Regions from separate parts of the Homo sapiens genome. Here all the other regions are linked to region 1. Evidence: chromatin contacts called from ENCODE Hi-C or POLR2A ChIA-PET data. All regions are on one chromosome and are shown on one strand. Each heading gives the region's core, a stretch centred on a gene start or an enhancer-like site at or near the end of the contact. The rest is flanking DNA. Distances are from core to core; before and after follow the strand shown. Region 1 holds the start of TRMT61B (tRNA methyltransferase 61B). Region 2 holds the start of AGBL5-AS1 (AGBL5 antisense RNA 1). Region 3 holds the start of OST4 (oligosaccharyltransferase complex subunit 4, non-catalytic). Region 4 holds the start of GPN1 (GPN-loop GTPase 1). Region 5 holds the start of MRPL33 (mitochondrial ribosomal protein L33).

Evidence for each region. Hi-C counts contacts between places; a loop is a spot of excess contacts on that map. ChIA-PET counts read pairs that join two places held with the same protein, here RNA polymerase II (POLR2A). Pooled maps may share reads with other maps.
Region 2: a pooled map shows a loop between it and region 1 (11-fold over the local background). The contact joins the promoter of AGBL5-AS1 here to the promoter of TRMT61B in region 1. A Hi-C loop is called at or near these places in 1 of 37 single-sample maps with no recorded cell type and 6 of 50 pooled maps. POLR2A ChIA-PET finds 5 or more read pairs at or near these places in 1 of 52 experiments (CD4-positive, alpha-beta T cell).
Region 3: a pooled map shows a loop between it and region 1 (5-fold over the local background). The contact joins the promoter of OST4 here to the promoter of TRMT61B in region 1. A Hi-C loop is called at or near these places in 1 of 168 maps with a recorded cell type or tissue (B cell) and 4 of 50 pooled maps. POLR2A ChIA-PET finds 5 or more read pairs at or near these places in 1 of 52 experiments (T-cell).
Region 4: a pooled map shows a loop between it and region 1 (6-fold over the local background). The contact joins the promoter of GPN1 here to the promoter of TRMT61B in region 1. A Hi-C loop is called at or near these places in 5 of 50 pooled maps.
Region 5: a map of CD4-positive, alpha-beta T cell shows a loop between it and region 1 (19-fold over the local background). The contact joins the promoter of MRPL33 here to the promoter of TRMT61B in region 1. A Hi-C loop is called at or near these places in 1 of 168 maps with a recorded cell type or tissue (CD4-positive, alpha-beta T cell) and 7 of 50 pooled maps. POLR2A ChIA-PET finds 5 or more read pairs at or near these places in 2 of 52 experiments (HepG2 and PC-9).

Annotation. Positions count from the first base shown.
Region 1 is chr2:28,868,544-28,872,777 of GRCh38, reverse strand. It overlaps TRMT61B (tRNA methyltransferase 61B), which reads left to right and starts at 2,469. Exons shown (of 7, transcript NM_017910.4): 1 at 2,469-3,199. The coding sequence starts at 2,501. RefSeq lists enhancers at 2,127-2,276, 2,507-2,676, 2,291-2,815, 3,445-3,959, 3,960-4,234.
Region 2 is chr2:27,048,172-27,052,405 of GRCh38, reverse strand. It overlaps AGBL5-AS1 (AGBL5 antisense RNA 1), which reads left to right and starts at 2,142. Exons shown (of 2, transcript NR_046730.1): 1 at 2,142-2,226; 2 at 2,402-2,723. It overlaps TRY-GTA2-1 (tRNA-Tyr (anticodon GTA) 2-1), which reads right to left and starts at 1,624; the gene lies at 1,536-1,624. TRA-AGC8-1 (tRNA-Ala (anticodon AGC) 8-1) reads right to left here and starts at 1,192; the gene lies at 1,120-1,192. AGBL5 (AGBL carboxypeptidase 5) reads right to left here and starts at 738. Exons shown (of 15, transcript NM_021831.6): 1 at 613-738. RefSeq lists silencers at 238-287, 308-747, 1,151-1,445, 2,148-2,357 and enhancers at 484-983, 1,298-1,527, 1,698-1,987.
Region 3 is chr2:27,069,511-27,073,744 of GRCh38, reverse strand. It overlaps OST4 (oligosaccharyltransferase complex subunit 4, non-catalytic), which reads left to right and starts at 2,091. Exons shown (of 3, transcript NM_001134693.2): 1 at 2,091-2,144; 2 at 2,282-2,419; 3 at 3,024-3,273. The coding sequence starts at 2,283. The coding sequence ends at 2,396. AGBL5 (AGBL carboxypeptidase 5) reads right to left here. Exons shown (of 15, transcript NM_021831.6): 14 at 4,039-4,172; 15 at 3,127-3,653. The coding sequence ends at 3,482. RefSeq lists enhancers at 883-942, 2,373-2,612 and a silencer at 1,623-2,322.
Region 4 is chr2:27,626,643-27,630,876 of GRCh38, reverse strand. GPN1 (GPN-loop GTPase 1) reads right to left here and starts at 1,827. Exons shown (of 14, transcript NM_007266.4): 1 at 1,708-1,827; 2 at 925-1,018. The coding sequence starts at 1,818. It overlaps CCDC121 (coiled-coil domain containing 121), which reads left to right and starts at 1,865. Exons shown (of 2, transcript NM_024584.5): 1 at 1,865-1,927; 2 at 2,960-4,234. The coding sequence starts at 3,078. The coding sequence ends at 3,914. RefSeq lists enhancers at 1,583-1,682, 1,723-2,032, 2,093-2,152 and a silencer at 2,601-2,895.
Region 5 is chr2:27,769,348-27,773,581 of GRCh38, reverse strand. It overlaps MRPL33 (mitochondrial ribosomal protein L33), which reads right to left and starts at 1,863. Exons shown (of 4, transcript NM_004891.4): 1 at 1,783-1,863; 2 at 890-908. The coding sequence starts at 1,804. RefSeq lists enhancers at 1,682-1,811, 1,052-1,868, 2,102-2,221.

The DNA.
Region 1 (4,234 bases), core at 1,220-3,719:
AGAAAAAGTAGTGAGAAAAGCCTACGACTCCAGAAACTATTGGTCATAACTTTTCCTAAAAAGCAAACTACACAAAGTGAGACACGCAGTTGGGGTGTGGAGAGAGCAGTTTCTTTATTCATTTTTAGAATTAGAAGGGAGAAATTTGGCTGGGTGCAGTGGCTCATGGCTGTAATTCCAGCTCTTTGGGAGACTGAGGTGGGTGGATCACCTGAGGTCAAGAGTTCAAACCAGCGTGGCCAACATGGCGAAACCCCGTCTCTACTAAAAATACAAAAATTAGCTGGGTATGGTGGTGCACACCTGTAATCCCAGCTATCTGGGAGGCTGAGGCAGGAGAATTGCTTGAACCTGGGAGGCAGACATTGCAGTGAGCCGAGATCATACAACTGCACTCCAGCCTGGGCGAGAGTGAGACTCTGTCTCACAAAGAAAAAAAAAGGAAAAAAAGAAGGGAGAAATCCTGTTGATGGAGTTTATGGTGGCTGATGTCCTAGAAAGTACTGATTAGAAAGTATTAATTTATGTCTTAGAAAGTAATAACGGCCAGGCGCGGTGGCTCATGCCTGTAATCCCAGCACTTTGGGAGGCCGAGGCGGGTGGATCATGAGGTCAGGAGTTCGAGACCAGCCTGGCCAACATGGTGAAACCGAGTCTCTACTAAAAATACAAAAATTAGCCTGGCATGGTGGCAGGTGCCTGTAACCCCAGCTACTCGGGAGGCTGAGGCAGGAGAATCGCTTGAACCCAGGAGGCAGAGGTTGCAGTGAGCCAAGATCGTGTCATTGCACTCCAGCCTGGGCAACAAGAGCAAGACTCTGTCTCAAATAAAAAAAAAAAAAAAGAATAACAAGATTTATTTCATCAAATTTAAACAGAATTCACATTGACTTCACAGCCCTTTGAATATACTTGGACTTTAAGTTCAACTGTGCTGTTGACCAGTCTTTCCAAACGGTGTTACAGTACAAAGAGCATGGGCTGCTGAACCAGACTGACTAAATAGGAAACTCTGCAATGCCACTTGTCAGCTATGCATCTTGACCAACTTATTATTATTATGTTGCACGTGGGTCTTGAAATCCTGGGCTCAAGCAATCCTCTGGCCTGGGTCTCCCAAAGTGTTGGGGTTACAGGTGTGAGCCACCACTCCTGGTTTCCCCAAATTATTTAATCTCCCTGGGCCAGTTCTTTTACTCATAAAATGGATTTGTTTCTAACACAGAATTGTTGGAAACTTAAATGAGTGTCTAACGTGCCTCGTATTGCCAGACTCTCAATAAACTTTTGCCCAGTCAACTAATATCCAGCAAAGAGGCTAGCGATTTTTCTTTTTTTTTTGAGACAGAGTTTTGCTGTGTCGCGCAGGCTGGAGTGCAGTGGTAGCTCGATCTTGGCCCGCTGCAACCTCCGCCTCCTGGGTTCAAGCTATTCTCATGCCTCAGCCTCCCTTGTAGCTGGTATTACAGGCGTGCACCATCGCGCCCGACTAATTTTTTTCCCCCGAGAGGAGTTTTGCTCAGTCGCCCAGGCTGGAGTGCAGTGCCGAGATCTCAGCTCACTGCAACGTCTGCCTCCCGGGTTCAAGCGCTTCTCCTGCCTCAGCCTCCCGAGTAGCTGGGATTACAGGTGCGTGCCTCCACGCCCAGCTAATTTTTGTATTTTTAGTAGAGACGGGGTTTCACCACATTTGCCAGGCTGGTCCCGAACTCCTGACCTCAAATGAGCCGCTTGCCTCGGTCGGCTTCCCAAAATGCTGGGAGGCTAGTGATATTTAACGCTAAATAACTCTGGCCTCCAAAGATACCTGTTTCCATTTTAAGACACTTCTATTTCGTTTTGGGAGGGTAAACTAGTTATATTTTAATAATGAAAACATGTGTTACATAAGCACATAGTGAGTACTCGAATCAACCTCGGACTCTCCGGGCGTGAGGGGTGGGTGAGGGGACCGGCAGGTGGTCACAGCCCCATCAAAAGGGAGTTGGGGCTGGGGGATGTCGCGGTCAACTGGGAAAGGAGAGCCAATCAGCAAGTGGCGCGTCCCACGCCGTCTGTCAAATGCATCTGGGGGTTAGCTGTACTCATACATCTTGTGGGTGACTAGGTGACTTCCGTGTTCAAGACACAAGCGAGCTAAGCCTGGGATTTCAGTTTGCACAGCGCTTTGTTAAGTTTTGTCTCTCAATCTTGCTGTCCAAGAGCGAACCTGGAGGTCGTCTGTTAGCGGTAAATTCTTTACCCACATTCCGAAAAGGAAAACGGCGGCCGCGCGCGAGGACATATTCCTTGGATGGTCACTCAACCAGGACTCCGCTGCTCCCGCGCCCTAGCTTGACCTAGCGCACCGCCCCCTCCCCGACGCAGGCGCAGTCGCGGAGCTGTAGAGCCCCACGCAGCTGCAGAGCCATCGGGCTGCTGCGCCATGCGCGCGACTGGGAAAGAAGGGGTCGCGCTAGGCTTGCGTCACTCGTCTGCGACGGCGCCTTCGCGAAACACTATGCTAATGGCATGGTGCCGCGGTCCTGTCTTGCTGTGCCTGCGGCAGGGGCTCGGAACCAATTCATTCCTGCACGGCCTGGGGCAGGAGCCCTTCGAGGGAGCTCGGTCACTGTGTTGCAGGTCCTCGCCTAGAGACCTGCGAGATGGAGAAAGAGAGCACGAGGCGGCACAAAGGAAAGCCCCAGGAGCAGAGTCTTGCCCATCTCTCCCTCTGAGCATCTCGGACATTGGGACTGGATGTCTTTCGTCACTGGAAAACCTCAGACTGCCGACGCTGCGGGAAGAGTCATCCCCTCGAGAGCTCGAGGACTCGAGCGGAGACCAGGGCCGGTGCGGTCCCACACACCAGGGATCCGAGGATCCTTCGATGCTCTCGCAGGCCCAGTCCGCTACCGAGGTCGAAGAGCGTCACGTCTCCCCTTCTTGTTCAACTTCCAGAGAGAGACCCTTTCAGGCTGGGGAACTGATTTTAGCTGAGACTGGGGAGGGAGAAACAAAATTTAAGAAATTATTTAGGTTGAACAACTTCGGACTCTTAAATAGTAACTGGGGGGCAGTCCCGTTCGGCAAGATCGTGGGGAAGTTCCCCGGCCAGATACTGAGGAGTTCCTTCGGTAAGCAGTACATGCTGAGGAGGCCAGCCTTGGAAGACTATGTAGTATTGATGAAAAGAGGGACTGCCATAACATTCCCAAAGGTAATGCGATGGAGATAAGGTGTGTATTGGTTTCAGGAGGGGCAAAGACAGATGCAGTACTCAGTCCTGATTAATGTATTCAAAGACATCTCAGAACGTTTGGATTTTTTATTGTACTCAGGCTTTTAAAATAAACCAATGGTTATAACTTTTACATATCATGATGAAAATTAGCATTAGGGAACGGCTAGATTTTAATTTTAACTTAGGAGTCTCGAGTCCCTTATTTGTAAAATGTGGATAATAGCTCAACTTTCTGTTAGGGTGATGTGAACTCACTACGTACATAATAAGTACTAATTTTGTTCCCCATTACTCTTAAGTTTATAACTTCAGGACTCAAGAGAATGTTGAACTCTTAGGGAACAATTTTTTAGTACTACTATGATGATATTTTAATATTCAATAATCATGTTACAAGAGTATATTAACAATAGGTACATTACGGTGCTTTTCCCCTTTTAGGGAAGAAATAGAGTTTTATATTACAATAGCTAACATTCAACACCAAACATAAAATGACTATTCTTTATTAAAAAGTTAACTGCCTAAAGCCTAGTTTCAGTCTTTTTTTTAAGACAAGTTCTCACTCTGTCATCCAGGCTGGAGTGCAGTGTTGCGATCTTGGCTCCCTGCAACCTCTGCCTCCCGGGTTCAAGCGATTCTCCCACCACAGCCTCCTGAGTACCTGGGACTACAGGCATGCACCACCACCCCGGGCTAATTTTTGTAGAGACGGGGTTTCGCCTTATTGCCCAGGCTGGTCTTCAACTCGTGGCCTCAAGTGATCCGCCCACCTCGGCCTCCCAGTGCTGGGATTACAGGCGGGAGCCACCGCGCCCAGCCCTAGTTTGAAGCTTATGCTAATCATCTATTGCTAGCAGATTATTTCAATCCTTAGTCACAGTCCTTGAGTAGAATGTTCCTGTGTAACACAACTCCTCCTCCTTTCTCCAGATCAGGATTCATTCGTTATTTATTCAGCAAATTGACTGCCTTCCATACTCAAGGCACTGTTTAGGGAAGTATAGTGTT
Region 2 (4,234 bases), core at 893-3,392, 1.8 Mb after region 1:
GAGCGGACATTCTGGTGTTGCTCCCCTGAGCCCTGGAAGGGCTGGTTCTTCCTTTTTTGTTCCTACCTTATGCCTAGTATGGAGAAAAACTATAACAGTGGTGCCTCTGCCAAGCCAAAGGCTACTGGGCTCACCTAGCGACTGGAGCTCCCTTCCAGCCAGGGCATGGGTCTGTTTCCATCCCCCTCCGCCCCGTAAGCACTGCACCCTGAGAAAGCTACCCTAGTAGCTGTGGATGAGTAATGGGTGTTCTCAGCACCCCTAAAAGAGGTGGGCTGCTAGAGTCCCACTCGGGGGAAGGAGGCTGGCTTCTCCACCCTCGACTCGCGGGGAACCGTCACACCGAGCGGGCTTGCCCTGGGCAGGGTGGGACTGGGAGGCATGGAAGGGGTCGAGACGGGCTCCCGCGGCAGGGGATTAGGCAGGGAGGGCCTAGGAGTCAGAGGTGAGGCCACGGAGCTGGGCGGGGTCGGGACCGCGTAAGCCAGGTCGGGAGCGGGGTGCGGGGTGGCCTTCGAGGGGCTCGGGCTCAAGGGGCTGAGAGAAGGGGGCGGGGCCGGGGCTGGCGGGGCCGGGGCTGGCGGGGCCCGTAGTCCGCGCAGAGCCCCTCACCTCTCTCCGGGCCGGTGATCCCGCTCCCTCTCCCGCTAGCGAGGCCGCACCTTGGGCCCCGGCACCCGGGCCCTCCACCCGGGCCCCCAAAAACACCCGAGCGCCGCGGTGCCGGGACCCCGCTCTGCCAGGAAACAAGAAGTCTCTCGCCTATTGGCCGTGGCTGCAGCTGGCGACCCGCCCAGTAAAGCTCGCTACCATTGGTCAGCTCTCAGGGTTCCTCGCACGTTAGTGGGTACCTGAGCGAGTGTCGTTCGGGGACGATGGCGGGCAGGAGCGGCCGGAGGGTTCTAGCAGCGTCTTCCGGAAGACGGTTAACGGCCTGCCTGCCGGGAGGCGGGAAAGATAAAGCGGCAGAAACTGGGACTCAACTGCGAAATAAAAAGACATCGTGTGAAACTCCTTATCGCTTAACAGTCTTGTGTCTCTAAAATGAAACACGTAGCCCACTGCGCCGGGAATCCCTCCCGTTTTGTGTTCTGTAGTGTGACGGACGCAAAAGCTGAGTGGAGGATGCGGGCATCGATCCCGCTACCTCTCGCATGCTAAGCGAGCGCTCTACCATTTGAGCTAATCCCCCGCCTGCTGCTTAGTTCTTTCCCTTTGCCTTACAGGTTCACTGCACTGTTCACTGACCAGTGGATCAACCACAGTTCAGGACATTTATTTAGCAGAGTACAATACAGTGGCATCCATGTGCAAGATTCTAAAAATCAAGCATATAATCGTGTGCTTAAGCAGAAAACATTCTAAAACACGTTACCACATGTACATTGAACGCAGAAAGAGCGTTACCGTATACTACATACTACGGTGTTCCCTATGGACTGACGGCAGTACGAATGCTAAGTCACAGGAGGCCTCCAAGCCTTTCCCCTTATGGGATAATTGAATTAAATTGAGGTTAAAAATTACAGACGAAGTCCTTCGAGCCGGAATCGAACCAGCGACCTAAGGATTGCCACGCCCTATCCACTACAGTCCTCCGCTCTACCAACTGAGCTATCGAAGGCTCCGCTGCGATAAGATGCTGCTGATAGCCCTCTAATGCTTACCGCAACCTCATCCAGCCATGACCCCCGCTTTCTCCAGCTGAAGGAACCTGCCAGGGCAGGAGACCCATGGGACCTCACAGAGCTGAGAAAGCCGGAGACCCAAAGGCAAGGAAAAGAAGCTGCCCAAAGTCCGGGTTCTCAGGCCAGAACGGAGGCCACACCGGCCCTGAGCTTCCCGGCTTTTTAACAAAATGTTCCCAACACCCCGCGGTGGTTTCTCCTGGACCGCGAACGCCGAGCCCGCCGCCGCCTCCTGGAGCTCCGGGGCAGCGCTTGTGCCGCGGTACCTGCACTCACAGGGGCTTTGCGACCGCGACGCGCAAACCCTGCTCGAGAGCCGATGGGCCACTTTGGCTGCTCCTGCTCCACATTTCCCTTGGCTTCTCCGGACGTGCTCTCCTGACGCGAACGACATTCGCTCGGCCAATTAACTCAGGTTTTGTCAGGCTCTATTCGTCCTGACCAGTGCAAGAGAGACGGCGACCGCGGGGTGCTGCAGGCTTCGGCGCGGCGCATTATCGGGCTGTGCCGAACCCCCCGGGCCGCCCTGGGATCGCGGGCCTGGCGGCGTGGCCCGAGGGCTCGGGGAGAGGGCTACGCGCCAGGAGAGGGCGGCGGGGCTGCAGTACAGGCTTTCCTGCCCTCGGAAGCGCTCGCAAGCCTGGGGGATTCCCCTGCGGTAGACCTGGGATGGTGGGCGGCGCGCGGCCGGGTAGGTCCCTGCAGCCTCCGAGGCCCACGTGAGGTCGGGGTCGGGGCGGCTGTACAGTGCCCAGCACAGGCCACTGGCCTCCCTTGTGGGTCTTTGCACAGGTCCGCTTACTCTCGGAAATCTTGGGTTCCCCAGGGCCGGGGAAGGGTCTTCTGCCTGGTCTGGGGCCCCTCCCCCGACACTGTGGATGTCTAGGTGTCCCGGGTGGGGTCAAGGAGTGACCCCACGGGTTCCCCCATCTTTGTCCCTATCCAGCTCACACCTTCGCCTGTCTTTTGCATGTGTTTTTTCCACAACCTTTTGTTCACCGGGTTTTTAACAACAGAAATAAACCTAACCCCCAACTCCTCTGTGAAGCCCTGCTTGGTCGTCCTGTGGGGTGGGTGTGCCGGAAGACCTGGCCTCAATTTCCAGCTCTGGGCCAACGTCCTGTGCTACCTTGAGCCAACATCGCCCGCGAATCCAGGTCTGGTGATGCTTTCTAGCCCCTTGCAGCTCCAACATTTGATGGGTTCTCTCGGGCTGAGCTTTAAATCCGAAGTTTCTAGATATAAAGTTGTGTCAACATTTAGATAGAAGAATATAGAAGATCTGCATAGCTTTTATTATTCAATATCAAAAAATCACATTCATGGCCAGGCGTGGTGGCTCACACCTGTAATCCCAGCACTTTGGAAGGCCGAGGTGGGCGGATCCCCGGAGTTCAAGAGTTGCAGACCAGCCTGGCCAACATGGTGAAACCTGTCTCTACTAACATACAAAAATAATTAGCAGAGGATGGTGGCGCGCGCCTGTAATCCCAGCTACTCCGGAGGCTGAGGTGGGAGAATCGCTTGAACTCGAGAGGCGGAGGTTGCAGTAAACCGAGATCGCGCCACTCCAGCCTAGGCAACAAGAGCGAAACTCCGTCTCAAAAAAAAAAAAAAAAAAAAAAGCAGCCGGGAGTGGTAGTGAGCTCCTACCACTCCGGTAATCCCCAGCAACTCGGGAGCCTGAGGCAGGAGAATCGCTTGAACTTGGGAGGCGGATTGCAGTGAGCCTAGAGTGCGCCACTGCACAACAGCCTGGGAGACAGAGAGAGACTCTGTCTCAAAGAAAAGGCCACACGCGGTGGCTCACGCCTGTAATCCCAGCATTTCGGGAAGCCGAGGCGGGTGAATCACCTGAGTTCAGGAGTTCGACACCAGCCTGGACAACATGGAAACCCCTTCTCTACTAAAAATAAAAAATTAGCCGGACGTGGTGGCGCATGCCTGTAATCCTAGCTACTTGGGAGGCTGAGGCAGGAGAATCCCTTGAACCCAGGAGGCGGAGGTTGCAGTGAGCCGAGATCGTGCCACTGCACTCCACCGTGGGCGACAGAGCGAGACTCCGTCTCAACAAACGAACAAACAAACAAAAACCTCTCAACAGAAAGAAGTCCAGGATCAGAAGACTTCCATGTGAATGCTACCAAACATTTAAAGAATTAACACCAGTCCTTTTTTTTCTCTCAGATCACTAAATGAAGGTAACACCAATCCTTTCAAACTGTTCGAAAGAATAGAAAAGAAGGGAACACTTTTTAATTGATTATATGAGGCCAGCATCATTCTGATGGCACAGCCAGACCAAAAGACCACAAGAAGACTACAGATCAACATCCCTTATGAATATTGATGCAAAAATCCTCAACAAAATACGAGCAAACTGAATCCAATAGCATATTAAAAGGAGAAAACCATGACCAAGTTAGACTTATTGAAGGAATGTAAGGGTGTTCAACATAAGAAAAATAAATAAATGTAGGCCGGGCCTGGTGGCTTACGCCTGTAATCCCAGCACTTTGGGAGGCCCAGGTGGGCGGATCACCTGA
Region 3 (4,234 bases), core at 842-3,341, 1.8 Mb after region 1:
GACACTGCTCTTTCACCAGTTTCTAGAAACTTGGTGAAATTTTACCTTCTGGGCCTCAGTTTCCTTCCTTTTTTTTTTTTTTTTTTTTTTCCCTGAGACAGGGTCTCTCTCTGTTGCCCAGGCTGGAGTGCAATGGTACAATCTTGGCTCACTGCAACCTCCGCCTCCTGGGTTCATGCAAGTCTCCTGCCTCAGCCTCCTGAGTAGCTGGGATTACAGGCATGCACCACCAGCTAAGTTTTGTATTTTTAGTAGAGATGGGGTTTCACTATATTGGCCAGGCTGGTCTCGAACTCCTGACCTCAGGTGATCCTCCCGCCTTGGCTTCCCAAAATGTCAGGATTACAGGTATGAGCCACCATGCCTGGCCAGTTTCTTTCTTCATAAGATGATTTTGAAGGCCCCTTTCGGCTCTGATAGTCTAGGATACTATGCACCTGGGTCAATTGGTTTTAAGCACTTTCAAGGCTTGCTTTCCTGTCATTTTCAGTCTAGAAAGTTTAACTTCCAGGGCTGGCCTAAAGGTAGAGCTTATTTTTAAAAGGGAGGGCTAGTTCTGATTCAACAGTAGACCTAAGTGTTTGGTTGGACTTGGATCTGCTTCAAATTTCCAGGAGACATGAAGCATAATGACGTGTAATCCTTAAGACCTAGACCCTTACTCTCCCAGAGAGGAGCTGGAAACAGACCGCTTACTGAGGGATGCATAAGGGAGTACCTGTCTGGGGTTTCACCAGTGTTGTGTGGAGGGGACTCGGCTTTCTAAATATCAAGCTTCTGGGAAATATTGAGTGGGGGCTGGTGGTGAGGTGCGGGGAGGCCACGGGAACTACAGACTACTAAAGGCAGGGATTATGTTTAGAAGCCACGGGGCTGAAGCCCTTGGGTGACAAGCTGTTGATGGTCCCAGGCCCGGGAAGGCTACTTTGGGATAGTGCATCCCCAGCTCAGTGCACACAGGCGGGAAACTGGTCCCCTGTCCCAAGCCCATAGCATCTCCTGTAGAGTTTTCTTTGGCTCCGAGAAGCAGAGGCCTCCCCTGAGCCCTGGCCCCCCTCTACCGCAAAGCAACTGGCTTCCATTACCCCTGACAGCTCCAGAGCAACAGCCCAGCCCCCGGCCCCGGCCTGGCTCAGTGCCGTTCCCTTTTATGGTGAAGCTGAGAGAAAGCATGGAGTGAGGGGGGAGAAAGCTCTGGCTTGGGCAGAGGCTTGGAGAGTTCCAGGGTGCCTCTCCCCTCGCCAGAGACCCTCGGCTACCCGCAGCCACCGCTCTTCGTTCTCTTCGGCGACCTAATCTGTCCTGAACCCAGGACCCCTCTTGCTTGTCCCAGCCCTTCCTCCTCTTCTCCATTCCTCCCCTTCTCCCTCCCCCACATCCGGGGGGTGATTTCCCACTTGGCCGAAGTCCCACGGTTTGGGTTTTGATTCCGGGAGGGTCCGCCCTATTTCCGACGCCCACCTCCGGGGGGTAGGGTGGAGGGAGGGAGCCCGGCTAAGACAGAACCTGGTCAGATCACAAAAGGCAGGATGGTTCTACTTGGTTGCATGTGGGTCACAAAGGATGGCGCCGGAGAAAGGAGCACCCGGCAGCACCAGCCCTGTCCCCATTCTACAACGCCTCCTACCCCTGTCCCCGCCGTCCGGGCCAGGGAGAGGGCACTGAGGGCAGGACCCAAAGGAAGCACCTGGTTGGGCCGGGCCGGGAAGCGAAGGGTGGGCAGCAGTACTGAGGGCCGGGGCCGGAAGGGGGTTGGAGTATCCCGCCGGCCCCGCCGCTGCACCCTCGCCCCAGCCCACTCCTCGGCTCCGGGGAGGCGGCCACCACGGCTTCGCTAGCCGCGTCCCGAGCCACGCCAGCTGCAGCCAGCTGTGCGGTGCCGGGCCCAGGCGCGCGTCCGCAGCCCCGCCCCACCCCCTACGGCTGGACCTCCCACCGCAGCCGCGCCCGAGGCCCCGCCCCAGCCGCGGCCGTAACGCGCCGCGCGGAGCCGACGAGACGGCGGGGCTAGAGAGGCCGTCCCGACCGCGCCCCCCGCCGGAAGCGGCTTGTTCGGGCCTGAGCTGGCGCTACGAAGTTCCGGTCCAGGTCTCTGACTTCGGGCTTGTTCGCTGGTGGCGTCGGAGCCGAGCCGGACTGGTCAGGTCAGAGGCACGCAGGGGCCGTCCCACGGGCCAGCCCCGCCGTGGCCGTGGCCGTGGCTGGCCCGTGGGGCGAGGACGGGTTCTTGCGAGGGCGAGGAGTGCGCCAGCCCGCAGCTCAGCCCCTCTCTTCTCCGCAGGATGATCACGGACGTGCAGCTCGCCATCTTCGCCAACATGCTGGGCGTGTCGCTCTTCTTGCTTGTCGTTCTCTATCACTACGTGGCCGTCAACAATCCCAAGAAGCAGGAATGAAAGTGGCGCTTTCTCCGCCCCAGGTAACGGCCCGGGGCTGTAGCGCCCAGTCCCCAGAGCTGAGTGGCGAGGCCGCGCCAGGGCTAGCAGGGTTCGAAACTTACAATCAGAAAGTGTCGGGCCAAGCATGATACAGTCCAGAACTGGGCCCCTTTGTCTGCACAGAGTAGAGAGAGAGCGCGCTGTCCTCTCCCCGTAACCTGTTCCCTGCTAGAATGGGAGTGGGTTGCCTAACCCTCACAGTCTCCAGTAGGTAGATGCCCAAGTTGGGAGTATAGTTGTAAGGAGGCACTGACACCGGTAGGAACGAAGGTACCGAGGGAACCATCCAAGTATGAGGATTTGGGCTCTTAAATAGCCCTCATTTTCCCCAGGTTGTTTAGGCCTTATTTGGGCAGATTTTTTTTGGTGAGGGGGGTGACAGATGTAGAATTCTGTTTCCATGTTCTGAGGCCAGGGGTTGGCTGCTGACCCAAACTATAGAGAAGGAAGGGGGGGCTTTGGAGCCAGCCTTAAGTGTGGGTCACAAGTATAAAGGGAACATGGATGGGCGTTACTTCCTGAAGGATTCCCCAGAGGAAAGCTGCAGCATTTTCCTTACCTCAGGTCTTTCCCCCTCTTTTCTAGGGTTCCAGGACATAGTCTGAGGCAAGATGGAGGGTATGAGGGGCCTTCACACTTCACTTCATCCCTTCTACCCATCACAACATACAAAGCAACTACACCTGGATTTTTCCAAACAACTTTTATTTCCTCAGAGTCTTCCTTAATCCTATGGAACAAGAAGCTGCCACTGAATAGGGCCCAGTATAGGGGCTTGCTTTTCTACTCCCTCCCCCCAATATAAAAATATAGACTTTTTTTTGTGGTCCCAAAATCTTGTGCTGCGGAGGGAGGGAAGGGGTGGCAGGTCCCTGTTTTGTTCTGTCTCAAGGTGATACTCTGTAATGCCTTGGACAGCGTGGCTGGCATTCCAAGGACTTAACGGCTGTCACATGGAATCAGCGGCCTGGAGGGGAACTAGCATATTTCCCACTGTTACCCCATCTTGGGGCTATATCCTGGGCTTGAACATAAAGGCATTATCAGACCCGGGGAGAAACAGTCAGTGGGGGAGATTTAGGGACAAAACAAACCTCAGGTTGGCCCAAGGGACCCCTGCTGTAACAATTCCAGGATGGGGAGTCAGATAGACTACAGGATATAGGAGAAAAGGCAGGGGCAGAGCGGGGCCGTGGGGGCCTGGCCTGAGGCAGCCTGCAACAGAAAAGAGAGAGGAATCAGGGCTGTGAAAACTCTCCTCCTCTTCTGTTCTGCTAACCAGGGGCTGGGAAGTGAAAGAAGTGGAGCGAGATGAAGATGGGTAAGGATGGGCAAGTTGGTTACTGCACAGTGGTTTGACGCTGGAACCAGCCAGCTCCTAGACCTTAGGCCCTGACTAAAAGTTGTTTTCTTTTGCTTTGGATTGAAGACTTGGCCATGGTGGGGGAAAAAAAAATCAGGGACTAGATTCTTAATGGAAGTACATTTAGTCTTTGTGCTCAAAAGGAGTAGGGAAGCAGAAAATTATTCTGAATGACAGAAATGGGAATGAGGGGACAGAAGTGAGGGGTGGTGTGAGGGACTGGACCCAAGTGCTCACCCTGGTGTAGCAGAGCAGGATCCCAGCTCCAGCTCACTGCTCTCCCTGGTCCGGGGGGTAGGGGATGTGGGGCCTGAAGAGCCTTTCATCCCTCTGCGAGTCGGCGGTGAGCCCCGGCCCAACCTGGGCCTAGCCTGTGTGGACAGGGTTTGCGCTAAGAGGCTGGATTCTTCCATGAGTTTTTTGCTTTTAGTTT
Region 4 (4,234 bases), core at 578-3,077, 1.2 Mb after region 1:
TGCCAAGTAAATCATGAAGAATGTTAGGGCTAGGAGCTCTAAAGTTGTGGCAAAGAGTTTTGTCTCCACAAAGTGCAAAGTTTCATGCAACTTAAACATGCCTAGAAAAAGGGAGGCAAAAATCAAGGGGGAAAAAATGCTTCTTACTAATTGCCTATTACTGACAAAGGCAACACAATGGCAATGCAGACATGATTTTTTAAAAGGAGTTAGGCTGGGCACAGTGGCTCACACCTATAATCCCAGCACTTTGGGAGGCCAAGGCAGGAGGATTACTTGAGCCCAGGAGTTCAAGACCAGCCTGGGCAACATAGAGAGGCCTTGTCTCTCCAAACAAAACAAAACTAGCCCAGCATAGCGGCAGGAGGCTGAGGTGGGAGGATCACTTGAGCCTGGGATGTTGAGGCTGCAGTGACCTGTGAATCACGCCACTGCACTCTGGCCTGGGTGACAGAGACTCTGTCTAAAAAAAAAAAAAAAAAAAAAAAAACCTAAGCTGTTTAGGAATGCAAGCAAATCCAAAGGAAATGAAAGTAGATAGTTTAGAAAACATGAAAAAAGAAGGCACTGAAGACTGGCAGGCTGGAGGCTTTACAGAGTCTCACTCTATTGACCAGGCTGGAGTGCAGTGGCACGATCTTGGCTCACTGCAACCTCTGCCACCCGGGTTCAAGCAACTCTCCTGCCTCAGCCTCCCGAGTAGCTGGAATTACAGGTGCCTGCCACCGTGCCTGGCTAATTTTTTGTATTTTTAGTAGAGATGGAGTTTCACCATCTTGGCCAGGCTGGTCTTGAACTCCTGACCTCGTGATCTACCTGCCTCGGCCTCCCAAAGTGCTGAGATTACAGCCGTGAGCCACCACGCCTGGCCTTTTCCATTCTCTTTAAAGCACTGCACACAAGTTATGTTACTGGTTTACTCACCAATATTGGCAGGAAAGGGAACTTCATGTACTGCTGGATCCAGGTTGATCACATACGGTGGAGTGCCTTGGGCATGCAGGTGTCCTGTGAGCCTCTGCAGAGATATGGGGAGAGGGTTGGAAGGAGACAAAGAGGGGACAAGAGAGAACTTCCATTCCTTTAACACCCATGCCTTAAGAATATTGCACTTAGATTTTCTTCTACCTGAAATATCCACCATGTCCACCTCCAAGATACAACTCTCAGTTCAAATGCTACCTTTCTTCATCACCCATCTAACAAAGCTTCCCCTACTCGTAGTCACTTGTTTACTTGTTTTGATTCTTCGTATGTGGGTTTTCTCTATCTCCTCCATTAAATATTTGGCCCCACGAATGAATCTTGTCAACCTCATTTTCGCTATATCCCCAGTGAATGGAACATGACAGGCGTGCAAGAAATATTTGGCAAATCTTCACCAAAACCTGTGTGCTAGCACTGTATTAATCTTTAAAGTTACTTGTAACTTGCCTCCGAGAAACGCAATTTTATCAGCAAGACAATTCCTGTACAACGTGGTAAGCTGGACCGAGTATGCCCTGAAGGTGCGCAGAAGAGAGCCTTAATTAACCTGGCTAGGGCCCGAGGAGGCTTTGCCGGGGAAGGAACTAAAGTTGATGGGAAGCCCCCGAAAGCCATGCGCCGGTACCCTCCAAATCCTCTTCCCTCCCTTTCTTCCTGGCCTTCCGCCTGCCGGAGGCAACCTTTTGCGCTCCCCTACTACACCCATGCTGTGTACGTCACCTGTACAAAAGTGGTTTTCCCGGATCCCGCCATTCCCAACACCAACAGACACACTGGGTGCCGCGGACCCCCAGAAGCCTGGAGCTCAGCGGCAGCTGCGGACGCCGCCATCTTCCTCCTGGCCCCACCCACCCGACCATAGAGACACCGCATGGGTAGAGAAACTTCCGCAATGTTCTGGGCTGCGAACGAAAACCACCACAGCGTCAGAAAGGAGCGGGTGAGGGGCGCGGCGGTTGCCAGGGCATCTTCTTAGCGTCGGGCAGGGCTGATGAGTCAACTAGTGACAGTGGCGAGGAAGTGGGGGCGCTGAGCAAGCGAGAGGAAGGCTGAAGGGAGCTAGGAAAAGGGCGCTGATCTCTGCAGCCTGGGAGGGCTTTTGTCTCCCGGAGGAAGGCCAGAAGAGATGGGGTCCCGAGGGCAGGGCTCACACAGCAAGAAAACGAGGAGCATGCCTGTCATTTTGAGCCCACAGAGAACGGGGAGCGGAGCCACTGGAGGACCGGCTGCTCGGGCTTATTCGGTAGCCGAGGCGGTTAAACAGTTCAGGGCTGGACCAGCCGGGACTGGAGCAGGGTGCAGTCTCCAGGGTTGCTGGGCAGCACCGAGACCCTTTGAGCACCGAACGAATAAACTACGGGAGCTTTCCACACTTGCACATTGTTCCCGCGAGTTGCAGACGCAGGTTCCTGATGCTAGCGCTCATTCCTTGGCAGTCACCCTCAGTGAACTACACAGTTGCCGTGACCTTCAGGATGAATGCTTGGATTCCAGGTGCAAGTAGGTACTGGAGGGGAGCTTCCTCCCCTCCAGTCACTGAAGGTCCCTCAGAAACTCAGGAAAGATGATGAAAGAGCCTAGAAAATTATTTCTACTCCTGACCACCCAGTCTGTTTCTGTGACCCTTTGTAGCTGCAAACAGTGTTCAGTAAGTCATAAGATCTGGCTTTAATACCCAGGCTCTGCCACTTGCTAGTGGTGTGAGTCATGGGCAAGTCACTTAAACTCTCTGAACCTGTTTTCTCCTTTTTTAAAACTGAGGTAATACCTCCCAGGGTTGTAGTGAATGCACGTTGTAAATGACGAGCTACATTCCTCATCCTTTACCACTAGCTGGATTCCCCACACCTTGCATAATGTCTGGAACATTCTGGTGCTCAGAAATATTCTCTTGTATGAATGAAGGACAGTTGTGCACTTACTTCCTAAAGTTTCATTAACTGACAGAGGAATGTCTCGTTTGTTCTTTCAGGTTTGCTGAGGGCCCCAGAAGGCTCCTTCCACCGTATCATAGTCTAATAAATAATTTTGTCAAGCCAGAGAAGCTAACAAAGGTAGAGACAAGGCTTAAAGAAAAGATAGTGGCGGAAATGACGGATCTGAACAAGCATATAAAACAAGCTCAAACCCAGCGGAAACAGCTACTGGAGGAATCCAGGGAGCTACACCGAGAAAAGTTACTTGTCCAGGCTGAAAACAGATTCTTTCTGGAATACCTGACTAACAAAACTGAAGAGTACACAGAGCAACCTGAGAAGGTATGGAACAGCTATTTACAAAAAAGTGGAGAGATTGAACGAAGAAGACAAGAATCAGCCTCCAGATATGCAGAACAAATTTCAGTGCTTAAAACAGCGCTCTTGCAAAAGGAAAATATCCAATCCAGTTTGAAGCGGAAGTTGCAGGCAATGAGGGACATTGCTATATTAAAGGAAAAGCAGGAGAAAGAAATACAGACATTACAGGAGGAGACAAAGAAAGTCCAAGCTGAGACAGCTTCAAAGACACGGGAAGTACAGGCCCAGCTCCTCCAGGAGAAAAGATTACTGGAGAAACAACTGAGCGAGCCAGACAGGAGGCTACTGGGAAAGAGAAAAAGAAGAGAGCTTAATATGAAGGCCCAGGCCTTGAAGTTGGCAGCAAAGCGGTTTATTTTTGAATACTCCTGTGGCATCAACAGAGAGAACCAGCAGTTCAAGAAGGAATTACTGCAGCTAATTGAGCAAGCCCAGAAACTAACGGCTACTCAAAGCCACTTAGAAAACAGGAAGCAGCAGCTGCAGCAGGAACAGTGGTATCTGGAGTCCTTAATCCAGGCGAGGCAGAGACTGCAAGGAAGTCATAATCAGTGCCTAAATAGACAGGATGTTCCAAAGACCACACCCAGTCTTCCCCAAGGCACCAAATCAAGGATTAATCCAAAGTAACTTCTAAAATAACACTGATTAAATAAGAACTGGAGCAAGTACTCTTAAGTGCTACATTAACCTGGTTAGAAAGGCTGTTGGATTCCAGATTGCTATTGTAAAATCTCCATCATGATGTGTTGGAGTGAAGGATTAGATGGTTTTATCCAACAGTCCTACTAGATATTTGGTAACCAGCTTCCCTTAACTAGCTTTTTCTTTAAATACTCGTTAATAAGCTATTCCACAAACCTCCAGTTAACCTAACACATGACCCTAACCTAGCCATTTACCATACATCAAACTAGCTAAAGGAAACCAACCTAAGGAAGTGAAAACAG
Region 5 (4,234 bases), core at 614-3,113, 1.1 Mb after region 1:
CAGTACTGTATGGAAGGTGAGTTGGTACATGAGGTCAATCAGGCAAGACATATATGAAATATGTCACAAGGGTAGAAAGAACGAGAGTCAGAATATACCTCTACAGAAACCAAAGGCAAGAGATTCCTATAGATCCCTGGGGCAGGGAATTTTGACATAAATAACTGGACTGTGGCGAAAGCTACGTGAATCACTGAAAGATACTGGGAGGGAAAGCGCTAACATACATGTTTTTCATTAACGTTAATCCAAAAGACTAGCTTTAAGGATTTTCAATGTCTTGAGTTGCAAGGAAAAGCTGCTTTAGAACCTCCCTATTTTTACCACAAAATCTTCTGTTATTGTCTACAACATTTATTTTGAAATACAAGTTTGGTAGTTCTAGTCTCTCTGGTACAGCATGGAATCTTTAATCTTGGCTATTTTTGAAATGCTTATACCATGAATGCAAAGGATTACAAAACTCATTAAAACAGACTATGATTTAATCAAAGCAGAGTTTGTTCTTCTGGATTCCCGTAGTGAGCTCCAGACACATGGCCCCTGGTCCTCGATTTGAGGAAATGGAAATATGGTGGTAGTCCAAATACAGCACAGCCCAATGGTTTGTTTAGAAACAGACAGTGAGCTCACAAATCCTGGGACTAGAAAAGCAGCAAAGGTTCCTTCAAGTATTTCAATGCTCACAGAAGTAGCTCAGTTCAGCAGGAGGGAAAATATTTTTGAAAGAGTTCATAAAGAAAAAATAATCAACTAAGTAATCCACAAACCAACTCTTAGGAAATCAAGGCCCAATGCTTAATTTCATATAAGGATGTACTGGGAGCAGCTAGACTAACAAATCCAACATAAACAAGTGACGTTTAAAAAAGGAAAAATCTTTACTTACTTTGACTTGCTCTTGGCAACTTTTTTGTAGACAGGAAGGGTTGGAAAAGAAAATAAAAATATAAATGTATTCTCTTTCTTATGCAAAGTTCATATAAATATCAGTAATAACCAAAAATATTTAACTTATGAAATATGCCATGAGGTGTCACTCAAGTAACTATTCCCTATCTATTAGGGATCCCCTTAGGATTTTATAGAAGGAAGGTTAAAAGATCCAATCAGACCAACACAATTCTAGATTTAATATTTTGCATAATTTCATGACTGTTGGACTGGCTACCTTTTAAATCTTTCTAAAGTAATACCTGCTCCATTTTTTCCCTCTTCTAAGGTGCAAGTATTCGCGCTGCAGCAAGCTTCTTGTTTGACAAGTTTAACCTTTGCAAATTACAACAACCATCACATGTGGTGAAAACCAGATACTAAATCTAACTGGGAAGTCAGCCAAGGGTAAAGAAGAGCACTGACTCGGGAGCCCGAGGACTTCTTTAACTGCCCTGCCGCATTACTCAGGCAATTCATTGCCCCTCTCGGGAGCGGTTTCCTTATTTTTAGAGTTCGAAATAGGTGGGCTGCAAATTCTGAGGTCCTTCGGACAAAGATTCTCCTAACACGGGCTGGAGAAAAACGCCCCACAGCCAGACTCAACGGTCCGTGAGGACGGCAATTGAATCCAGACACCGCAGACCCCTTCTCAGGCACCCACAGGTCCGCGCAGGGAGGCGCGCCGCGGGGCATGCCGGACGCTGTGGTCCTGAAGGCCTGGAAAAGTACGCAGCTGCAGCTTCCCGTCCTGTTCGCACATCCTTCCCCGCATCATTCCGGGGCCCTGCCTGTCACGGCCCCCTAACCCTCGCCGTAACCCCTACCGGCGTCTCCAGCCCCACTTACAGAAGACCGCGGAGAGGAACATGGTGACCACACCTGGGCAGTCTCCGTCACCGGCCAAAAGGCCCCCAACCAACAACAACTGCTTCCGGGGCACGGCCCGGTTCTGGAAGAGGACATCCGGCAGTCGCCCGAGGCCACGCCCCCCGCCTGGAACCTGCCTCCAGTCGTCTGGCTCGTTCCTCGGTTTCTCAGAGCGAGTGTGTTTTGCTTTTGTCGTGCTGGAGGTTGGAATCCTCATCATTCTGGAAAGGGATTTACAGCTCAGGGTTCGCGCCCCGGCCCTGACTCCTATTTCTGGGTCAAGTGCTTTCAGCGTTAGGTGCTTTCCATATTTGTTTCACGAAATAATCGCAACCACCTGCATTAGACCCACAAGAACAACTGTGTATTGTACTTCGGCCGCTCCAGCGTATCAGCCCCTCGCATATTTTCTTAAAATGTTGCCTCCCCCGACCCAACTCCCTCTCCGCCTGGTTAAGCCTTACTCTCACTCTTCTGAGTCCCTTCGGCATTAAGAACCCCACCTTTCCTTAGTTATCCCAATCTCTAGGAGGGCAGGACCCTTTGCATCTCAAACTTCTGTATCCAAACACCTAGCACAGTTCCTGACATAGAAGCCAAATAACAGATTGAGAGCATTCACATCACGTGCCTAATATCACAGAACTACCAGGTGGCAGAGTAAGAATTTAAACCTAGATTTTATCTGACTCCAAAGACTCATGCCTTTCCCAGTAGACATTGGGACCTACCAGTTTGCAATCATTAATTTTTCATGGCTCTGTAAGGAACCTGGGCTCCTCTAACACCAAGGACCTCGTCAGTAACCTCATTTCGCAACTAATAATCAGGACTTTTGGATTTTTTTCCTAATCCGTGATTTGTATCTACATATGAAGTCTTACAGATGTGAAATAAGATTTAATCGCATGGCTCACGCCTGTAATCCCAGCCCTTTGGGAGGCTGAGGCAGGCAGATCACTTGAGGTCACGAGTTTGAGACCAGCCTGGCCAACGTCGCGGAATCCCGCCTGTACTAAAAATACAAAAATTAGCTGAACCCGGGAGGCGGAGGTTGCAGTGAGCCGAGATAGCGCCACTGCACTCCAGCCTGGGCGACAAAGTGAGACTCCGTCTCAAAAAAAAAAAAAAAAAAAAGTAATAAAACTGTTTTAAAGAAAATTCAGCTCTCTGTGCCATCACAAAGAAGATGAGGAGGAAAAAAATCAGCTCTCCATACAATACAATTCAATTTTTTAAATTAAGACCGTCCTTCTCCTTAGTACCTATAATACTTTTTTTCCTTCTAATCATTCTTGATATTTATCTTCCCATAACCGGACTCCAGCTACTGAGTACCTTCCAGGTGCCGAAATCCTTCCTTACCTTGCATTGGCAAAAAAGAGCTTCAGATGTTCAAGAGGATAAGGTTTCTTATATTTCCTTTAGAGGATTTATAAGAAAACACAAGACTGGAAGCCAAGGAACATGATTTCTAGTCCTTGTTCTGTCCCTTAGAAAGTCACTTTAACTTTAGCCCAGCCAAATAGCAGTTCTTAAACTCCATGCCCCTGCCCCCAACTCTATTCTCCTTACTCTTCTTTATGTTTTCCTACAGCACTTATTGCCATTAATAGTATTACTTGTGTACTTGTTGATTTCCCTATTGTCTTTGGCTACCAGAATGCTGGGCAACAGCAAAACCCTGTCTCTAAAAAAATTTTTTTAATTAAAAAAAAGAACTTCAGCTTATTCCCTCACTGCTGTATCCCTGGTTCCTACAACAATGCCTGCTACATCTATTAAATATCTATTGAATGAATGAATCTGAGGTGAGAGGCACCATACAAATGTCAATATTTATGTTTAAATAGCAAAAAAAAAAAAACTAACTTTAAGTATTGTCAATAGTTTCAGGATCCAGGAGAATGTATAAGCTTGCTTTTGAAAAGAGCCAGGTGCAGTGGGTCACTCCTGCAATCCCAGTATTTTGGGAGGCCGACGAGGGTAGATCACCTGAGGTCAGGAGTTTGAGACCAGCCTGGCCAACATGGCGAAACCCCATCTCTACTAAAAAATAACACAACTGGCCGGGCGCGGTGGCTCACACCTGTAATCCCAGCACTTTGGGAGGCCGAGGCAGGTGAATCACGAGGTCAGGAAATTGAGACCATCCTGGCTAACATGGTGAAACCCCATCTCTACTAAAAATACAAAAAAAAAAAAAAAAAAAAATTAGCCGGGTGTGGTGGCGGGTGCCTGTAGTCCCAGCTACTCGGGAGGCTGAGGCAGGAGAATGGCGTGAACCTGGGAGGTGTAGCCTGCAGTGAGCCAAGATCGCACCACTGCACTCCAGGCTGGGCGACTGAGCAAGACTCCGTCTCAAAAATAACTTAAAAAAAAAAATTAGCCAGATGTGGGCGCCTGTAATTCCAGCTACTCAGGATGCAGA